Regions from separate parts of the Homo sapiens genome. Here all the other regions are linked to region 1. Evidence: read pairs that join two places in POLR2A ChIA-PET (ENCODE). Cell type or tissue: A673. All regions are shown on one strand. Links, peaks and the distances in the headings refer to the core of each region. The heading gives the core; the rest is flanking DNA. Region 1 has its middle 44 kb from the start of SYT6. Region 2 overlaps SYCP1 (synaptonemal complex protein 1). Region 3 has its middle 77 kb from the start of OLFML3.

Region 1 (5,351 bases), core at 120-5,119:
ACCACTTTAAATTCCACCAAGTAACTTTTGACTTCCGGACATTCCTAGAATTAGGTTCTGGGACTAATTACTGCCTCTGTGTTCCCTCCCTTTTTTTTCTTTCATCTTAAATGACAATAACTCAGCTCAAGTTTTCTGGTCCTTTCTTTTTTTTTTTCTTTCCTTTCTGTTTTTTTTCCATTTTTGAAATTTGTGGGAAAAAATGCATAACATAAAATTTCCAATCTTAACAATTTTCTGTTGTGCAGTGAATCTGTAGAGATTTTTCATCTTGCAAAACTGAAACTCTACAATCATGGAATGATGCTAATAATTCCTCTTTCCTCACCACCCTCGGTCCCACCCTCTAGCAACCACCATTCTACTTTCTGTTCCTAAGAGTTTGACTACTTGAAATACCTCATATAAGTTGAATCATATAGTATTTTTCTTTCTATAGCTGGATTATTTCACTTGGTATAATGTCCTCAAGGTTCATTCACACTGGAGCGTGTGTCAGAATTTCCTTCCTTTTCAAGGTTGAGTAGTATTTCCTTGTATACACATACCACATTTCTTTATTCTCCCATCGATGACATTTGGGTTGCTTCTACCTCTTGGCTATTGTAACTATGCTGCAGTGAATTTTGGTGTGCAATTAAAATATCCAGAAGGTAAAAAGAACTGAGGATAAAGCTCCACTTTGCCACAATGGAAAAAAAAAATCAGCTGCCTACTCTGTCACTCACTTAGGAATCTACTTGCTAGTATGAAAGTTATTTTGCATAAAATTATCTATTAACTCAAAAAGCTTTCAGCTCTATTTAAAGCTTCACTTTAAAGTTTGACTGTGTTTTTAGTCCTTCAGAAGCTTTTATTATCTGAAAGTATTCAGAAATGTCTCCATTCATTTGAGGTTTCTAGAATATCTTATTCTTGAACAAGGGTATCCTATAATTCACAACAATATGTGAGTGACTGTTGAACACGCTGCCTACCCAGCATTAGCTTTTAAAACCAGTGTATTTTTTACTTGGTGGAATTGGAAGTAGGTATTGAGGAGGTATTTGTGAACAGAAGTCTTCCCTTAAATCAATAATACTCAGCCCTTTTTCCATGTGGGAACACAAGAAAGAAAATCTTCCATGGCTATGCCCAGGGTAATGACAAATGCCTGCTTGCTTTAACTTTACCTCTCTCTCCCACTCAAAAAAGTATAAAAAAGAATACAAGTGAACACAGTGTGTGTTGTTATAGGGATAGCCTTGAATTTTCTCTTGCTTATTTTTATAAAAAGATAAATCATTTGCAAACTCCAGTATTTTAACTATTAACAAAACAAGTTACTTGCAACACACCTCACAAATTATTCACCATGCCATTGTGAGCACACTGTGGTTGAGAACATTTGTCTTAAATGGTGGCATTCAGCCTATTCCACATACCTGTGTATCTAGCCTTGGAAGAGGCAATGAGAGGCGTGATTATGGTTCCCTAGCTCCTTCCTTCCAACTAGGGAGAGGCAGAAGAAGAGAAACAGAGCAGATCGGCAAGCTCCTTTGAGGAGCCAGGGGTCTCGAATGCATTGTTAGGCTGCCTGCAACTTCAGTTATTTTGAGAACCGTAAATGACAAGCCCAAGTATTCAAAGTTGGAGTCATGGGGCTCTTGAGGATGCTGAGACAGTTGAGCTAGCAGAGTGCTGTGGTTAAAACACGCACTTTTGTGTTGGACAAATGTGGCTTCAAGTCCAAGCTCTGTGATTTCCTAGTTTTGTAAACCTTGGTGAGTTATATAACCAGTCTGATCCTCCATTTTCTCATCTGTATAATGGGCTTGAAGACATTCTATTTGAGGAAATCTGATGTTTCATCTAGTGGAATCCCTTCTCTACAACTTTTCCTGTAGGTAACCCATTCCATGGGGTTCAAATGGAGCTGACATCCACTTTATTCTCCCAGTGACAAGGGCGGCATGTGACCCAGGTACATCCAATCAGAGTATTTCATCCCCCAACCACCAAGGCTGATTCAAGAAGGAGCATATGACCCAAATGGGTCAGTCAGTTCTTACTGGTGGGGCTATCAAGAAAGACAGATTCTTTTCTACTAGAGCTGCTAAAATGGGAGCATAGGAGTCTGGGGGTGTGGTTAGCTATCTAACCTACTATGTGAAACAGGCTGTCCAAAGAAGGGAGCCAAGCAGAAATAAGCAGAGGTTAACACAGAAAGAGAGAGCCCTAATGAAGTCATTTGATTTCCTGGTTCTTGCCATGTCTGAAAGCAGATACCTTTCTGGATGTCCCAGCTTTCTGAGCTAATAAATCCCCCCTCCCTTTTTTTAAACTAGTTTCAGCTCCTGACATTTGTCACCTAAAGTCTTGACTAGCATACTCCCTCAAGGTTGTTGGGGGAATAATGCCAGTAAAGGGATTCAAGGTTGAGTCATGGTGTTACATCTCCCTTCCCTAAGACAAAGTTGGGGAAGGCTGGGCCTCAGGCATCCACGCTAAAGTTGGTAGAAGCCAGAAAGCTTCTCCTTCTGGGTGTTGGGCTGGGAGAGAGGGAAAGGCAGAGCCACAGACTCTTTCCCGATCTCCCCTTGCTCCATCAATGTGCATTTGATCCCAGAAACACTTGTTCTGGAGGGCAAAGTACCACTAAGTATAGCTCTTTGAATATACAGGGTTAATTTACTTGCAAGTGTTACTTGATTTTTACATTAAACTCTACTTATGGAACTATTGAATATTAGAGCTGGGAGGTACCCTACAAGAGGAAATGTCTAGATTGAACCCTTCAGTTTCACCCCCTTGTAGACAAAAGGAGCATTGGGTGAATAACCTACTCCAGGCCTTGCAGCCAACTAGCCAAGGCAGGTCTGTATCTAGTCTCCTGATTTCCAGTTCACTTCACCATTCAGCTTCATGGTCAGACTTTGTATTTTTAGCTTAGTCATCTGTCTCACCCTAAGAAAAACCAGAGAAAATCTGGCCAAAATACTTAATCCCCTTCCTTCCTTCCTTCCTTCCTTCCTTCCTTCCTTCCTTCCTTCCTTCCTTCCCTCCTTCCTTCCTAAGCACCTCTCCCATTGTCTAGGCACAGCCTATGAAAATCTCACAATTGGAGATTGTTTCCTTGCTCTTTCCCCACCTTCCTATACTTTTGGGGAAGGATAAAAGATTAAGACACTTAATAAGAATAGGTTTATTAGACATCTTCCCCGAAGATGCCTGGAAGGGAGGTGAGAGGAATGATTCCAAAGAAGGAGAAGGGCAGAGATGGAGAGGGCTCACAGAAGGCACCCATTGTCAGCTTTGCCCCTTGGACAGGCGGAAATCCAGGCACCACCTGTATGACACGCTCTAGGACTCAAGCCCTGGCTGAACCTCTAGCTGTGGCTACTCTACTCTAGCTGGGGAGCTCCTCTATTCAGCAGTGGAATGTCAGTCATCACACTGGGGTGCCTCTCTGAAAGGAATGCACCCTCAAAACAAGCTGGGACTCTTCTCAGCCTCACATCCAGCCTTCTCCTCCCTCTCACAGAACACCCATATGGAACTGCAACCCCTAGGTGTGCTTTACTCACAGGCCAGGCAGAGTGCTGCCCTGTCCTTCTCCTGGGTGTTCTGAGTGCATGGCCAAGTCCCCACCTGATGCATGGTGGATTCTCCTTCCCCTCCCCCTCCTCCAATCTCTGCCTCTCCTCTCTTCTCTGTCCCTTTCTCCCATGGTTCTCTGGCTCAATCTTCTTCTGCTCCTCTCACTTCCCTGGCTTTTTCTCTCTTCTTCTTGGTTTCTCCCTCACTTCTTTTCTTTCCCCTTTTCATTCTTTCTCCCTCTCCTACTCTCCCCTCCTGCTCTCTACCCCTCTTGCTTCTTGTCTTGCTTACCTGGTCTAGTTGGCCCCATTATTCCTGGGAGGTTAAGTCACATGGAGGCCAATGTTCTAAAGTTAGAATTCCCAAAAGGTGATCTAGTGACCAAAATTCCAATAATTGCTAATACAGGTTTCATGTGTTTAAAAAGTTAACAAATCATGAATTATCAAATTTAGTGGGTAAGAATTGAAATTCAAACTTGGATGTGCAAGAACTGTCATATTGCCTTATTTTCTTAAAGTCAAATTGACTGAACCTGAACCTCCAACCCACTGGACTAATGGAAAATCTATCCTCAGCTGTCACTGAGGGTTCCTCTGATCCTGCCCTCCCCCTCCAGGGATATGACAATGTACTGAGGTATGACACAGAGTGGGACCCTCTGGGCTCAGGATAGAGTGGCATCAACAATGGTCTCTTGGTCCAGGCCTGCGTGACTGTGTGACGGGGAATGGTTCTGCTGAGCTTGTGCCAGGGTTGGGTTTGGGGAGCTTTGCTGAGGCCAGAGACTCAGTACCTGGTGCCCAGCTTCTTCACATGCCCCATCAGGTCCTGACAGCTCCACAGGGGCCCTTTCTGGTGCCAACTTCTCCCAGAACCCCCCAACTTCTTCTCCCTTTTCATCTTGGAGAATTTCTAACTCCTCTGTCTGCTTTTGCCTTCCGAACCCACTCTCTACCAGGCAAAAGCACTTGCCCATTTCCTCCCCACTCTGGGAGGATCGAGCAGAATTTCTCCCAATCAAAGACAGGAAGGGTGTGTCAAAAAGTGACTACGTAGATCCTACAAAACAAATCTCTCAATCAAGAGGGCACCAAAAAAAGACAGGAAACTTTCTCAGAGAGAAAATATTGGGGAACAAAAACTACAGTGAGAACAAAATGCAAAATATAATCTCAATAAATTGCCTAGTCATTATCAGAGCTGCTGCACATTGTAAACCTCCAGGAGACAGACAGAAAATAAAACCTGTCTTGTGTGTATATGACCTGGGAACTACTTCTCTGCCCAGCATCTCAAGGATTTGTTCTACAGAACATAGCTTGGGAAATTCTGCATTAGAAGATGGCTGTTAATGGTTCCTAGCTCTGGCCTTTGCCTCTCAGTGTGGACCACTGTGTGACATTACCTAGATGACACTTGGAAGGAGAGAAAGATGCTGGAGTGTAGTGATGAGGGCATGGGCTGAGGGTTCAAATCTGGCTTAGCTTCTCTGAAGTTCAGTTTTCCCATCTACAAAATGGGATTAGTAATAATACCTACTTAATAGGATTGTGTGAAAGTTATACAAGGTTACGTATAGGAAGCATCCAGAACAGTTTTGGAATGTAGCAGATAGTCAACAGTTGTAGTTACAGGTGTCCTTGCAAGCACTGTTATCAGTCAGCCTGAATCTGAGGGGTCTGTGAACATTGGTGTGGCCCGTCAAAGTGGGCTTCAGAGACATTTATTTGGCAGGGCTGAGGAGTGTGAATGGGGCACAGAACCTGGAA
Region 2 (5,351 bases), core at 150-5,149, 680 kb before region 1:
CAGCAAAATGAACAAAAGGCCAACTTAGATCTACAAAGATTTCATATTTTAGAATTATTGGCTATGAAATTTAAAAATAAGTATTATCACATACTTTGTAAACTAAAGGAAGATATCAGTAAATCAATAAAACTACTAGAAGTAATACATAAAATTGAAACTGAAAACTCCAAAGCGATAATGATGAGCTTTGTCATTTAAACACTTCTGTAAAAGGGAATAAAAATTCAAGATCAAATATTAAGAATATTAAAGCATTAAGCTCCTGACAAAAATAGGAATTTGCCAGGCCAAAAATGAAGAGAAAATAGAAACCTATAGAAGTAAGGTAACCACAAAACTTGCTTGTGCCCAGAGGGCATTTGCAGACCCTGGCAAAGTTGGACTTTTGGTTTGAAATATGATGGGATAGAGAATTTAAGATATATGAAAACCCAAAGATTACAGAAGGTAGAGGGTGTCTAAGAAGTAAACTTTTGTACAATAAGCCGGGACAGTTTTGATGTAAGGAGCAAACAAAAGTAAACCAACTCACAGGCAGATTTGCAGCCCAGGTTCAAATCACCTGCGTAGTTCAGGACACCCCAAGCGTTCAAGCTGCCTTAAGGTTGTCCCAAATGGATAGAAATATCATGTGCATGGGGGGAAAAAAAGCAAATCCTTCCAGGTGGATGTTAAGCAGGCCTTAACTTATTCCTACAAGTAATCTTTTTTTTCAAGTAAAAAAAATGAGCATAAAGTCAAAAACAATAAGGCACACAAGCAAACAAGGTACTTTGACTAAAAACTATCATAAACAAGACAGAAAGAGAATCACAAACATTTAAAATAAAAAAATCAGAAAAGGACTATAAAACAGCTATGGTTTGTATATTTAAAGAAAAGACAACCTCGAAAATAAGAAGAAACTGAAAACTAGATAAAGTAGAATGGCAGGTTAGAAAAAGAAGAATAACATCTTAAAATAAACATCTTAGTAACTAAAAATAAAATGGAGGAATTTCATGATGTGTGAGAAATAAAAGAGAAGAAAATTAGTGAATTACAATACAGGTAAAAAGAAATTAGGATAAGGTATAGAAAGGCAAAACTGTTGAAATAGAAAAAAGAGATTAAGAGTCAAAGAAGAGTTAGAAAATTAATGAAGGTTTTTATTTTGGTTTCGGGTTTGGTTTTGTTTGGTTTGTTTGTTTGTTTGTTTGTTTGTTTGTTTTGAGACAGGGTCTCACTCTGCCACCCAGGTTGGAGTGCAATGGAGCAATCATAGCTCACTGTAACCTCGAACTCCTGGGCTCAAGTGATCCTTCCACCTCAGCCTCCCAAGATGCAACACGGGTTTTTTCCACGTTTTTTTCTTACTCAGAAAATGAGGAAACAGAAAGTAGAGCAAATACAATATCTGAAGAGATTATTGTTGAGAATTTCCAAGAAACAATAGTAACAGACAGTAATTTACAGATTGAAGAAGCTATTAAACAAAACTAAGCGTATGAGTTAACATATTATACTGTAAATGCTAAAAATCGAAGATGAAGAAAATCTGAAAACCCATAAGAGAGGGAAAAGATATTACTGACTTCTTAAAATCAACAAAGTAAGCCAGGCGTGGTGGTTCACATCTGTAATCCCAGGACTTTGGGAAGCCAAGGCAGGAGGATCGCTAGAGCCCAGGAGTTTGAGACCATCCTGAGCAACACAGTGAAACCCTGTCTCTACAAAAAATGTTAAAATTAGCCAGGTGTGGTGGCATCTGCCTGTATCCCAGCTACTCAGGAGGCTGGGTTGGGAGGATCACTTGAGGGCATGATTGTGCCACTGCACTCCAGCCTGGGCAACAGAGCGAGACTCCATCAAGAAAGGAAGGAAGGAAGGAAGGAAGGAAGGAAGGAAGGAAGGATAATACCTTCCATGTGCTAAAAGAAATGTCTAGAAATAATGTACAGTGTGCCAACCTAGAAAGACATATCATGCAAACATATCCTTTATGGATGAGAATGAATAAACAAATTTTCAGACAAATGGAATCTATGACAGCTAATCACAAACATATTCTCACTAAAGGAGATTCTAAATATTCCTCTTCAAAACAGAAAGAAAATGGTCTGAATGAAAAGTTTAAGATACCAAAAAAAAGAGCAAAGAAATTGAAAAAAATACATGGGTAAAACGAAATAAATATTGTCTGTACAAAACAGTAATAATAATGTTCCATCTATAGAACTAAAATACACATATTGTAGCACTATTCACAATAGCAATATGGAATCAACCAGTGTTCATCAACAGATGACTGGATAAAGAAATGTGTGTGTGTGTGTGTGTGTGTGTGTGTGTGTGTGTGTATATACACAAATTGGAATACTGTTCAGCCATAAGAAATAATGAAATCATGTAAAATCTAATTGTTATCTACTTAAATTTTTGATAATTAATACTCTTTAAGAACCAACTATTATTAGCAAGTGACAAAATAAATTAGGCAATAACAAGCAAACATTAAAAAGGAAAACAAAAATTAGTTGATCATAATTAATTTAAATGAATATTTCTAGGGAGGGTGGAGTAGTTAGTAGCATACCAACTCTCACGCTGGAAACAACCAGAAAAGACAAAATGACATAAAAGGACTAAACGGGCTAAGATTCTTAAAAGAAAACTGCTGAAAGTGAACTGATAAAGTACAACTGACATCTGCCGATCTGGGCATAAGCAAAAGACTAAGATGCTGTCTTAACCCAGGCAGAGGCCTGTTGCTAAGGTACAGAAAAGCCAGCTTACTTTTGAGAGGTCTCAAAGAGCTGAAGAAACAAAATTGAAAACCTGAAAAACCTTATATACTTGGCCAGTTTCCTTTCATTTAGCTCAGTCTCTAACTGGAATCAGATAATCAGCCCAACATACCCCCAATTTCTCTCCAGCAGAGAAAAGACAACATCATCGGGAAGCTCCAAGATTTTTCTTATTACAATGCACAGGATTTAATTTTAAAAATTACAGGGCACACCAAAGGATAACAACAAATGCCCAAACAGCAAAATAAAAAAGAAAAAGTAAAAAGAAAGAAAATCAAATAGTGGTTGCCAGAAGCTGCAGGAAGAAGGGAATGGGATGTTATTTTTTAATGGGTACAGAGTTTCCATTTTGCAAGATGAAAAGAGTTCTTGGATGGTGAGTTCTTGGAGAAGAAAGATGGTGGTTATGGTTGCATAACAATGTGAACATACTTAATGCTATAGAACTGGACACTTAAATATGATTAAGGTGGTAAATTTTATGTTACAAGTATTTTACCATAGTTTTAAAAAAGAAACGATAGAAATAAACCAACAGATGAGACATATATTGAAATAAACAGAGAATAGCTATAAAATATCAATGACGAATATATATTTAAGAGGTGAAAAATGAGATTTTTAAAAGAGGAGAAAACTTAACCACAGAATTGGACTCTTAAGTAATCAAATGGAAACTTCAAAATGAAAAATACATGATTCATTTAAAGTTAAGAATTCAGTAGATAGATTTAAAGCAAATTAGACACATCACAGCCAGGATTAGATAACAGATCAGTAAAAAATATCCACACTGAACACAGAGAAAAACAAGTGGAAGATACATACTTATGGAAAACAATGAAAAGTCACTTAAATGAACACACTTCAGTGGGTATGAGTCTACAGGAATCATATAGAATTACAGTTATTTATTAATTTTTTCAGTTTATATGATAAGATTAAATATTATTTCATTCATCCAACTATTGAACTCATATTATGTGCAAAACCATATACTGGGCACTACAGTTACAAAGATATTTAAGACCCAATCCCTCCTCAATACACTCCTAGTCACAGGGGACAAACAGGTAATGTTTATGCCCTTACTAAGAATTTAGCCAACAGACTTGGGGTGGAGAGAAGAGATTCATTTTGAGTACAGGAAGTAGCCAAAAGCATGGGGTGGGATTGAAAGAGCACAAAATATAGATGAAGTTAAATTATTTCAATATATCTGGAGTATATCATATAGTAATGACAGTAAGATGAAATTAGCAGGTATAGATTGGCAGAAACCAGATAATTATTTGCCATGTGAAGACAAGAGAATGTTCTGAAGAATAGAAAAACAACAAATGCCATAATATCCCTATAATGTTCTGGAAGGTGCATGGTGTTTCACAAACACTATGCCTTCTAAGTGTCCTGCCGTTTAAAAAAGTTTGAAAAATATTCCCTAATAAGACAGTCTAAACATGACATAACACTCAGGATCCTTCATAAAGGGATCCAAATCTTTTACAATTTCATCTGTCTGAGTTCAATAAGATGTTGCCACACCAGTCAGTTTACTAAAAATATACCCTAACATTCCTACTTCCATGACTTGCACAAGCCGTTTATTCCACCTGTATTGTCTACTCCAGTTCACTGTCTAGTAAACTTTTAAACAGTTCAACAGTTTTTCCCTAATGCCTTTCTAAAGGTCTCTCTCTGGGAAAAATTAGTAACTCTCTCCATCATGCTCCCATATGATTTGTTCATTCAAAAAATAATTTTTGCTAGGCGCAGTGGCTCACGCCCGTAATCCCAGAACTTTGGGAGGCTGAGGCGGGTGGACCACCTGAGGTCAGGAGTTCGAAATCAGCCTGGCCAACAAGGCGAAAACCCGTCTCTAGGAAAATACAAAAATTAGCCAGGCGTGGTGGTACACACCTATAGTCCCAGCTACTAGGGAGGCTCAGGCAGGAGAATCGCTTGAACTCGGGAGGCAGAGGTTGCAGTGAGCCAAGATTGTGCCACTGCACTCCAGCCTGGGTGATACAGTGAGACTCCATCTCAAAAAACAAAAATAATATTATTAATTTTGAGTGCCTTATATGTGCCAGGCATTGTTCTCGGCACTTGGAATGCAACAGTTCCAAGTCAGTGAACAAAAAAGACAAGGTCTCTGTCTCTGTGGAGCATATAGTTGAAACATTTGAAAAAGGTAAGAGCATGGAAAAAGGAAAAGAAGAGTACATGTATTTTACAAAAGCTCCCCAGGTTAATCTATTATGCCCTCCTCCAACCGAACCAACTCAGATTGAGAAGTACAGTACTAGAAAGCATTACAACAAACTTGTAATGAAAGTCAATGTTTAGAACATAACAAGAGGAATACATAAGGCACATTATATTATCTTATATAAACTCTTACTTGTCTTTTCCTCTAATTGATTAACTTTATCTCTGGATTCCTCTAGCAGAAATGTTAAATCTTTCATTTTATTTTCTTTCTCAGTGATTTGGATCAATAGTAGTGATACCTAAAATATTTAAATAATACATTATCAATATGAAAATTTAAATATG
Region 3 (5,351 bases), core at 67-5,066, 140 kb after region 1:
TAATATGGACCATGCAAGAAAAATCAGAGAGCCGTTGTCTTGGGTTCTGCTCAATGTGGGCACCTAGAAGATGCAGTAATTCCAGCAAGAAGAAGCTGAAAGTAGAGGCCTATTCTTCCTAGGGGCTAACAAAGAATAGCAAATAAACTCTCACAATTAAGATGCATCCACCCGGCTTTAACCATCTACCAGGCCCAAAGAACACAAAATCTCCCAGGCCAGTCTAGCAAGGACTGCCCCATCCCCTTACCACCACCAGCACCCCCTCACACACACTACCCCTTTGAAAGAAGCAATATATCAGCCAGTGAAGGGGTGGGTTGCCCCTCCACACCTGTGGGTGTTTCTTGTTAGGTGGAACAAGAGACTTGGAAAAGAAAAAGACACAGAGACAAAGTATAGAGAAAGAAATAAGGGGGCCCAGGGGACCAGCGTTCAGCATACGGAGGATCCCACCGGCCTCTGAGTTCCGTTAGTATTTATTGATCATTCTTGGGTGTTTCTCGGAGAGGGGGATGTGGCAGGGTCATAGGATAATAGTGGAGAGAAGGTCAGCAGATAAACATGTGAACAAAGGTCTCTGCATCATAAACAAGGTAAAGAATTAAATGCTGTGCTTTAGATATGCATACACATAAACATCTCAATGCCTTAAAGAGCAGTATTGCTGCCCGCCTGTCCCACCTCCAGCCCTAAGGCAGTTTTCCCCTATCTCAGTAGATGGAACATACAATCGGGTTTTATACCGAGACATTCCATTGCCCAGGGACGGGAAGGAGACAGATGTCTTCCTCTTGTCTCAACTGCAAAGAGGCGTTCCTTCCTCTTATACTAATCCTCCTCAGCACAGACCCTTTACGGATGTCAGGCTGGGGGATGGTCAGGTCTTTCCCTTCCCACGAGGCCATATTTCAGACTATCACGTGGGGAGAAACCTTGGACAATACCTGGCTTTCCTAGGCAGAGGTCCCTGCGGCCTTCCTTCTGCAGTGTTTATGTCCCTGGGTACTTGAGATTAGGGAGTGGTGATGACTCTTAAAAGAGCATGCTGCCTTCAAGCATCTGTTTAACAAAGCACATCTTGCACAGCCTTTAATCCATTTAACCCTGAGTGGACGCAGCACATGTTTCAGAGAGCACAGGGTTGGGGGTAAGGTTACAGATTAACAGCATCTCAAGGCAGAAGAATTTCTCTTAATACAGAACAAAATGGAGTCTCCCATGTCTACTTCTTTCTACACAGACACAGTAACAATCTGATCTCTCTTTCTTTTCCCCACAAGCCAGCAAGAGGGAAGATGGGAGAGAAGATAAAATAAGAGAGAAAAAAAACTATCTTCCCTTCCTACAGTCAGGATGCCATCAACTATAGGCCATAATTCAAAGGTGCTAACTCAACTTTTGGATAAAATAAAAGCACTTAATCATTGTTTTCCATCGGACATTCCAGTTTTTAAACTGAGGCTGTCTTTACAACTTAAAGTGACCAAAGGATTGTCTATCACCTAGGAGTGGGCAGAACAATCATGGAATCTACCCACATTTCCAGTATAGGAACAGATCACGACCACTGAGTATACTTCAAATAGACGGTGGATAACAAAATAAGTTATACTTTGAGCCTACAAATCATGCATTTAGCATGTCAGCTTGTTATCTGTCTCCCTTCACTGGCAGGCAAGTCTCACAAGAGTGTGGACTTTGTCATCCTAACATTGTATCCTTAGAACCAAGAAGAAAGTCTGGCATGTATTAGTAATAAATATTATCTAAGATTGATCAATGAGCTCATCTTTAGGTTCTCCAAGTTTCATGTCTCCAAATAACTGTCCTTCTGCTTTGGGGCTCATTTAAGGTGTCTAAGATAGCTGTATTAGATAGGATAAGTTAACTGTCATGACAACAACTCAAAATATCATTGGGTTAACAGAAAACAACTTTATTTCTTGCTCATGAAAAGTCTAATGAGAATATTTCTGGGCAACTCTCCTCCAACCAGTGACTCAGGGATCCAGGCTCCTTCCATCTTGTAATGCTATCATTTTCAACATGCAGTCTCTAAGTCTTGGAAGGGGAAAAGAGTGGAGTAAGGCACAGCTGATAATTCATCTCCTCAGCTTATAAATGGCACACATTATTTCTGCTTACATTCTTTTGCTCAGTGCTAGTCCTATGGGTGCAGCTGAAGACAGTGGATTGAGGAGCATGGTATATAACTAGACAACTGCATCCTAACAATACCTCTACACTGTGAAAGGAGAGCTTGCATCTTTGGTGATCAGCTACCACTGCTGCCACAGTAGCCACCTGGAAGGACTGATTAAAGGCCTGCCTTACTTGTACAAATGAGCCCTCCTCCCACATAAAGGAGCCCAGACCATGAAGCCTTGCTAGATATCTGGGCTTGACTAACCCCAGAACCACCTCTCTGGTGCCAGCTGTTACTTAGTCCAGCTTCCTCTCAGCTCTACTATCTGTTGAAATCCTGCTATTTCATCAGGAATCTTAGAACTGAATATCTACCTGCCACATCAGTAAAGACATCCATACCTAGTTCTGTGGGGGTAAAAAGACCACATCCACCCCCATAGCAGGGTCAGCTGCCAAGCACCAGTTCCATCCAGTGAGGTCCCTCTGCTCTTACCCATGTTGCTGTGAGGAAACACCCAAAACTCTAAGAGCCCTAAATACCTCCTTCTCTTTACAGATGGAGAACTGGCACCTGGAGCTGGTGGATGGTGGAAGTCCAAGGTCACACTGTCAGTGGCAGAGCTAGAATCAGAGCCCACACTTCTGGCCACACTTCACATCACACTACACATCGAAGGCTGCCACCTCCTCAATCCCCCAATCACTTGCTGTTTTACTCAAACTGAGCTTCCATTGTCCTCCTATCCTGAGAGCCTTCCCAGGCCTTCGACTCAGCCTTACCTCCTTCACTTGACCCCCAAGACACGCCTTCCCTGGCAGTCTTCTCCTACCCGCTGGGATGGTACCCAATCCACGCTTTCTCCTTGGGTCTCATTTGGATGTTTTGTTCCATGCTGAGCATCTCCCTGGCCCCACCTTTATGGATGAGGAAAGTTAACACCCAGAAGGCTGAGGTGACCTGCGGAGCTCACACTGCCAGTTGTGCAGTTTGAAGAAGGCGCATCCACACACACCTCTTTTGCATCTCCCAGACACTCTTGGCCTTACCTCCCCCTTTTCATGCAGCCATCAGTCCTCAGTGAGCTGAGAGCATCTTCAGCTCAAACCTGATCCCCATCACCCCAGCCCTGCTCTCTTCCCATCCAGGGCTCCTACCTGTGTTGAGGGGAACCTGGAAATGCCCGGGAGTTAACATAGGCCAGTTTGTGGAGGGACAAACCTCAACCAAAGAGGGATGGGAACTAACTGAATGCTTCTCTTTCTTTCCTCCAGATAGACAATTCTGAGAGCTTGTCAGATGGCTTCTCAGGCAGTCCTATGCAACCAGGCAATCAGCGAGTAGCTCACTTGCCAGTATGTCTTTGAGTGAGCTCTCCCTCCATCCTGCTTCACCCGCTCTGACTCTCACTCATGCAGTCTCCCAGGAAATCCTCGCATTTCAGCCTTTGTCTCAGGCTTTTCTGTCCAGGGACCCCAGCCTCACACAGAGACAGAGCAGGGGAGCCATAGGAATGCCTGGCTGCCCAGTTGGGTCCCATGAGAGGGTGTTTGTCTTGGTTAATTTACCATCCCCTACATCTTGTCTTTAGTCTTGTTGGTTCAGAAACTTAACTTTTTCAGAAGCAAAAGGGGTAGCTCCTGTTACCCAAGCCACAGGATACCAGTCTATTTAGTTACCCTAAAAAACAACTGTCAAACAAGACAGAGTCTTCTTGAGTGCACCTAATGGGGCATCTTCTCTTTGTAGCTGAGAAATTCAACAAGCCTCATGGGCAGAATGTGCCTTGGTGAGCAGTGAAGCTCTAGCAGTTCTAGGGGATTTTCATCATCCTGGGACACCTCTTGGCTGAGGCCCTGTTAGTTCATCAGAAGAGCCTTGTGGAGGAGAGAGTGGTGAGTTGGCTTGGCCAAGAGCTCTCCATGTTTGCCCTGTCACAGTCCTATTTTTCTGCTTCTATGTCATTACTATTGTTTTTATTATTATTGTAAAGAGGGCACTATTTGGAAAAATTATTAATGTGTTTTTCTCTTTTGTGTTTCAGAGAATATGACCTTTTCCCTCAATTGGCCCCAAGCATTCCTCTGCCTTGGGAGAGATTAAATTGCATAGGCAGAATAATGCAAAAAGAAATAAAGAGCTAATATTCTGCTATTGACATTTAAAATGAGATTTCTCTGCAAGGCACTAATTTTTAGATTCAGGCTATTGTCTTGAGAGAGGTGGAATTGCCAATTGACTAAAATGAGAAAATTAGAGGCAAAATATCTGGGCTGAGTCCAGGTTCTGCCATTTACCAGTTGTGTGACCTTGAACAAGTTACTGAATTTCTCTAGGACTTAGTCTCCTTATCTGTAAAATGGGGTAATAATAGCACTGACCTCTGGGGATTGCTGTGAGAAGTTAATGAGCTAATACATGCAAAACATAATATTATTGAATTCTTTCTAGATGTCAAGCACTATAACACTTAGAAGCAGTTAGGAAGTATCTGGAACATAGCAAGTATTCCATAAACACAGGCTATCATCTTCAAAACTCCTTTATCTTCCCCTTTAGTGTTGCAGGAACCAGCTTTTAGAGTGCCCGTGCAGCCATGAAGCTCTCTCTATGGTAGGTGGAGGATAGAACCCAGTAAGGAAAGCCTTCTTTCAGTCCTGAGGGATAATGGGGAAAGGAGGTGAGGAAAAGAGAGGGAAAAGAGAACAGTCCGCCATCACACACGATCACACATACCACACACACACACAGCACACGTGCACAATATATGCCACACATACACCACACCACACTACACATACAACCTACTACACATGCCATATATGTACCACACATCACATACTACACATACACACCATATACTACACATACACACCATATACTACACATACACACACTGCACATACACATGCCACACACCATATATCACACATACACACACTGCACTTACACACCATATACCATACATACAAATGCCATGTACACCACACATGCACACACCACACACCACACATACACAATATATGCCACACATACACACACACCACACATACTGCACCACACTTACTACATATCACACACACCATATACCATATATATACGACACACCACACACACACACATCATACACCTACATACATGTACATACACACCACATACATATTATACACACACACACACACACCTCTCAAGCCACCTACCA

Evidence for each region. Peaks named below come from ENCODE experiments on the same cell type or tissue, not always from the same donor. Only the 100,000 strongest peaks of a DNase experiment are listed, where the experiment ranks them.
Region 2: POLR2A ChIA-PET joins it to region 1 with 6 read pairs; 1 of 35 experiments calls an interaction of 5 or more read pairs at or near these places.
Region 3: POLR2A ChIA-PET joins it to region 1 with 5 read pairs; 2 of 35 experiments call an interaction of 5 or more read pairs at or near these places.

What each region holds. Positions count from the first base shown.
Region 1 is chr1:114,195,258-114,200,608 of GRCh38, reverse strand. No RefSeq gene overlaps it. Among named protein-coding and RNA genes, the nearest start is that of SYT6, 44 kb to the right of the region's middle. In A673, for the core only: no CTCF peak of the experiment used is centred there; DNase peaks (open chromatin) are centred at 2,448, 2,858, 3,228 and 4,588; H3K27ac peaks cover 5,000 bases.
Region 2 is chr1:114,878,048-114,883,398 of GRCh38, reverse strand. SYCP1 (synaptonemal complex protein 1) reads right to left here. Exons shown (of 32, transcript NM_003176.4): 12 at 5,197-5,305. Among named protein-coding and RNA genes, the nearest start is that of SYCP1, 26 kb to the right of the region's middle. In A673, for the core only: no CTCF peak of the experiment used is centred there; no DNase peak of the experiment used is centred there; H3K27ac peaks cover 681 bases.
Region 3 is chr1:114,054,078-114,059,428 of GRCh38, reverse strand. No RefSeq gene overlaps it. Among named protein-coding and RNA genes, the nearest start is that of OLFML3, 77 kb to the right of the region's middle. RefSeq lists an enhancer at 421-1,275. In A673, for the core only: no CTCF peak of the experiment used is centred there; no DNase peak of the experiment used is centred there.